2 separate regions of the Homo sapiens genome follow, and region 1 is linked to region 2. A link is a contact called in ENCODE Hi-C or POLR2A ChIA-PET data. All regions are on one chromosome and are shown on one strand. Each heading gives the region's core, a stretch centred on a gene start or an enhancer-like site at or near the end of the contact. The rest is flanking DNA. Distances are from core to core; before and after follow the strand shown.

Region 1 (2,700 bases), core at 186-2,685, 99 kb after region 2:
TAAATAAACTGAGGCTCAGAGAGGGTGTGTGATTTGTCCAAGGTCACACAGTAAAGTAAAAATAGGTCCAGGATTCAAGTTCATACCTTCCTGTCTCAGAAGCCTCTACTTACTATTGTCCTGACCCAAGGGGAGCTCACCATCCAGAGAGGGGCAAATATGGCAATACATACTTGCAACAAAATGTGATCAATGTTATTATAGATATAGTCTCAGGCACAGTAGACAGTTTCCTGAGGTTGCCCCACTTACACCTCACAACAGTCCTTAATATAAAGTACACATTGTTATCCCCATTTCACTGATGAGCAAACTGAGGCTCAGAGAGGCAAATTCCCCTATCCGGGGTCATATAAACCCTGTCTATCTCTCTGTCTGTCTGTCTGTCTGCAGAGCTCATAGTCTGTTCTCATGAACAAATCCTGCTCCTCTAAAGTCCTGAACAAACATTGCTTCATTCAGTCAACGTGCATTTCTTGCATCCCTATTATGTGCCAAGCCCTGTCTTAGATATTCTTGGAGGTAGAGATGAATAGAACATGGCCTCTGCCCCCACCTCCAGCCAGCAAAGAGGTAGATTGGGGGACCTTGGGTCTCTACCCTGTGTCCTCTATGTGACACTGATGGAGGACCCTTGGGCACTGGCCCAGCCTTCCCCCTTCAAAATGCCCATGGGAAAGGCCGAGGGAGGGAGGCTGAGACAGCTTCAGGCCCCCGGGGCTGCCTTGTCCTCTCAGCCTGGCTCTGACTCACCACCCACACCTGGCAGTGGCCTCAGGCAGCTACGCTGGAAATAGATGGGGAGGGAGGGGACGTGACACCTGCACTCTTGGCTGCCATTCCCACCCTCCCTGCCAGGAAGCAGGGAAACATCAGCTAACAGAGCCCACCTGAAACTGCTGGGCTTGGGAATGCTCCTGGGAGTTGAAGCCCCCAGCCGACTGGAAAGGCTATCCCAAGAGCCATGAGGATTACAATAAAAATCACGATGATGTCTCGCTTTTCACAGTGCTTGGTGGTTCTTGAGCACTTGTTCTATGCCAGGCCCTGGTCCAAGTAAGTGCTTTGCATGTCTTAATTATCTTGCTGAAGTCTCACGGCTCCTCAGGAAGTTATACTGTGATTAAGCCCATTTTACAGATGAGAAACTTGAGATTCAGAGAAGCCAAATAACTTGCCTAAGGCCATGTATTAGGCAACGTGCGCCCATCCCAAGCTTCTCACCCAATCCCAGCTCACATGGCTCATTCCAGTTCACAGGTGTTAGCTGTGTTCCCATCTGCCCTGCCCAATCACCTTCCCTCTTTGACAAGGCAAGCTCACCCTTCTTACAACTCTGGGAAGCAGAAATCAAACTATTACCCTTCTCTTTCCTCCCTACCTATCTCAACCCCACCCAGCCTTCAGCCCAAGTCTGATCATGTTGCCTCCCTGTCTAAAACCTCTCCACTGCCCTTAAGGTAGTGTATTCAGCTGGGCATGGTGGCTCATGCCTGTAATTTCAGCACTCTGGGAGACTGAGGTGGGAGCATCACTTGAGGCCAGGAGTTGGATACCAGCCTAGATAACATAGTGAGGCCCCCATCTCTATAAAAATAATAAAATGATTAAAAAGATAAAATATATTCAGAGCCCTTCAAGAACTGGGCCCTGTCACTTTTCCAGCCTCATCACTCACCAGTCTCTGCCTGGGCAAGTCAGGACACCTCCCAGTCCTTGTTTTTCTGGTGGGGACGATGACACTTCCTCACAGTGAGGAGGATGGAGGGGGCAGATGTATGTGAAGTTCTTAGCAGGGCACTCACCATCTGTTTGGTGTTCAGTAAACCTTCATGTCCTGCTACTAGCTCTGAGCCAGAGGCTGGGGCAGAGTTAGTGATGTGTGAAACAGTCTATTCTCAGCCAGGCTGGGATCAAGGGCTTCATGGTGGGCCGGCCAAGAGCTATCAGTGTTACTGGAATTCATTATTTCAAGAAATGCTGAAAAGCTTCAGAGCAGCAGTAACAAACTAGAAAAAAAAAAAAGGCAAAGGAAACAAACTTTCACAACAGGCTTTTAAAAAAAATCTTTACCACAATGTAGAAGGTAGATATACCCACTCTACAGAAAGGAAAACTGAGGTCAAAAGGGTGACAATAGACGAAAGGTGTCAGGGACAAGGCCGGATCTGGAACCAGCTGTCAGGCTCCAAAGCCCATGTTCCTTCCTCTCCTGCACCCAGCCTCCCCAAGCCTGGAGGGTGGAAAGTGTTTGCTTAGGAGAGGAGGTACTAGTATATTGGGGAACGGGGGAAGAGGAGGATGAAGAGCTTGAATGGGGGCCCAGAGACAGGAACACAAGGCAGATGTGGGTGCAAGGGAGTGGAGATCAATAGCTGGGGTGAGGTCATCTATGACAAACAGAGATGCCTGGATTTGATCCTCTGAGACCTTTGAGCCCAAATCCTTCCTCCCCCTCCACTCCCCTTTCCAGATGGGGAAACCGAGGACCTGTGCCTTGCCCAGGCCTCCATAATGCCGAGGACAGTGAATGGCTGGAGGAGGCCTGAGGGACGAAAGGAGGAGGTCCCGGGTGGGCAGCAGCTGCCACCTCTCTCTGCCCGCCCTATGCCTCTCAGAACAGTGCCCCCACCCCCAGGCTTGGCCTGGTCGCCTGACTTACAGGTGGGAGTGACTCAGGCTGGGGGCCTGCCCTGGTAG
Region 2 (2,700 bases), core at 54-2,553:
GTACAGCCCTGTTCTTAATGCAGCCTATATAACCCTAACTGCTAATCAGATCTAATGATCTTTACTTCGTTCCTGACATTTCCACTCTATCTCATATCCTAGTTACTTAGGAAAATCTTTACTTGGGCTAGTCTTAGCTTAAGATCTGCTCAAATAAAATCTAGTGTTCCAATCCCACACGCCATCTTGAATAAAAAAAAAAAAAAAAGACACCTCTTGGCCGGCTCATGAATTTAATGCTTTAAGTGATGCCGACTGTCACTTTCTAAACAGACTCGACAGCAGGTAAATCAAGAAACAACCAAGCGACCCAAGCAGGCAAACCCTGTATGTCCTTGTGACTACTCACCTTTGGAAAACACAGGGGTCTGCCCTGTGAGCTGCTCCAACACCTTGGCTGCTCGCGTCAGTCTGTCTCCACTCTCCCCAACACAGATGTTGAGACAGAGTTTGCGGATGCGAAGTTCCCGCATGGGGTTCTCCTTTTCACCTTGATCCTGCTGCAACAGGGAAGAGCAGCAGTCAATACACTCACAGCTGAGGGCCCTGAGTTTTACTACTTTCTATCTGCACAGCATTTTTATTTCTGCTCATCCCAAATCGTAACGAAGACCCTGAATGTTTAAAAGGTATAATGTTTAGGGGACATCAAGGGAAGAAGACAGCTCGGAACCTATCCTTCCTCCACGAACGGAACGGGTGAAGAGAAAACTCAGGACAGTTATTGAGTGTTAAAAGATACGGACACTGAGATCGAACCCTAAGAGGCTCAGGGTAACAAAGAGCGCCCCCATTGTAAGGCCAACTAAGGGGAGTGAGCGAAGAAACAGAACTTAATTGCTCAGTTAACAGGAAACACGTGGTTATGCGACGTCCAGCATCCTATTCGGAAGCTGTCTAAAGGCTGGCACCTTCCCTAAGCGGAGCAACCGACTAAGGTTTCCTAGCACCGAGCAAGTCTCAAGTCCCCGGGACCAGGAAAAGGCCCGGACCCCCCTGCCTCAGAACCCTCCATTCACCCCATCTGCCCCCGCTGCAGCCTCCTGACCGTGCTTCTGAGCACTCCGGGCAAGTGCCCGGAGCCGCTCCTAAAACGATGGCAGGGAAAGTGACAGAATTCAACCCTGCGTCCTTGGCTCGAACGGCTCTGCTAGTTTTGGGCCAGCAGGCATTGCGGGCTCCATATTCCTCGGGCTGCGGGCGAAGTAGCCCCCGCAGGCTCGGCCTGCCATGGATGGCGACGGATAAAGGAAAGCAAATCCAGGTCCCAGCTACTCACCGCCATGATGGAGAGCAGGAAGAGAAAGCGGAGCTTCCGGCCGAGGGCCTTATGGGCCAGGAGGCGGGCTCTTTTCCCAGGCTAACCACAGAGATGAAGACGAGGAAGAGAGGCGCATTTGGCAAAGCCCTGCAGCGTCGGCTTCTCCCTTGTGGGTAGTGCTAGCCACTGCAGGCGACGCTGGCTGAAGACCGGGATCTGGGTTTTCCAAAAATAGTTTTTGAAAGCTCCCGAATCAGCACGTCCTTGAGTTTCCGGACCTTGAGGACGTTCTCTCCTCCCAGTGTCACGAGCTGGTGGTCCTTGTGTGATGAGAACGCCAAAACTACATTAAATCAATCATGCAAATTATGACGCAAATTTATTCTGTAACAACGTAAACAAATATAATTTATTTATTTATTTATTTTTTGAGACGGAGCCTCGCTGTGTCACCCAGGTTGAAGTGCAGTGGCGCGATATCGGCTCACTGCAACCTCCGCCTCCCGGGTTCAAGCGATTCTCCTGCCTCAGCCTCCCAAGTAGCTGGGATTACAGGCACGCACCACCATACCGGTCTAATTTGTTTGTATTTTTAGTAGAGATGGGGTTTCACCATGTTGGTCGGGCTGGTATGGAACTCCTGACCTCAAATGATCCACCCGCCTTGGCCTCCCAAAGTGCTGGGATTACAGGCGTGAGCCACCACTCCGGGCACAAATAGAATTTATACAAACGGAAAGGAGTGGTGGTTTAAGAGTCCCGAGCTTGAAGACAGGCAGATGTGGTCCTGTCTCGACCAGCTAGTAGCTATGTGACCTTGGGCAAGTTACTACAGGGTGCGTATTCCTAACCTGAAAAGCCTGGGACCAGACGGTTTTTAGATTTGGGATTTTTCCGGATTATGGAATATTCGCATAAACATAATGAGATATCTTGGGGATGGAACCCAAGTCTGAATATGAAATTAATTTATGTTCCATATACACCTTATACACATAGTCTGAAGGTAATTTTATACAATATTTTAAGTAAGTTTGTGCATGAAACAAAGTTTGTGTACATTGAACCATCAGAAAGCAAAGGTGTCACTATCTCAGCCACCCTTGTGGACAATCTCTGGTTGGTTGGCCTAACCATTTTTCCAGACTGTAAATGTATATGCTATTGATAAGCAATACTTTCTTACGCTTATTCACATATAAGTACTTAACAGCGGCCGGGCGCGGTGGCTCACGCCTGTAATCCCAGCACTTTGGGAGACCGAGACGGGCGGATCGCGAGGTCAGGAAATCGAGACCATCCTGGCTAACACGGTGAAACTCCGTCTCTACTAAAAATACAAAAAAAAAAAAAAAAAAAAATTAGCCGGGCGTGGTGGCGGGCGCCTGTAGTCCCAGCTACTCTGGAGGCTGAGGCAGGAGAATGGCGTGAACCTGGGA

Evidence for each region. A loop is a pair of places that touch in the nucleus more often than their neighbours do. ChIA-PET counts read pairs that join two places held with the same protein, here RNA polymerase II (POLR2A). Pooled maps may share reads with other maps.
Region 1: a pooled map shows a loop between it and region 2 (2.9-fold over the local background). The contact joins the enhancer-like site here to the promoter of RPL11 in region 2. A Hi-C loop is called at or near these places in 2 of 50 pooled maps. POLR2A ChIA-PET finds 5 or more read pairs at or near these places in 13 of 52 experiments (A549, AG04450, BJ and 9 more).

Annotation. Positions count from the first base shown.
Region 1 is chr1:23,591,791-23,594,490 of GRCh38, reverse strand. No RefSeq gene overlaps it. Among named protein-coding and RNA genes, the nearest start is that of ID3, 34 kb to the right of the region's middle. RefSeq lists enhancers at 249-1,019, 1,020-1,791, 1,515-1,794, 1,048-2,247. Within about 2 kb of position 1,435, at least 12 of the 41 ENCODE cell types and tissues checked have a DNase peak (open chromatin) inside an H3K27ac peak, as active enhancers do; they include OCI-LY7, where a contact is called at or near this core.
Region 2 is chr1:23,690,409-23,693,108 of GRCh38, reverse strand. RPL11 (ribosomal protein L11) reads right to left here and starts at 1,303. Exons shown (of 6, transcript NM_000975.5): 1 at 1,280-1,303; 2 at 350-500. The coding sequence starts at 1,285. RefSeq lists an enhancer at 1,022-1,341.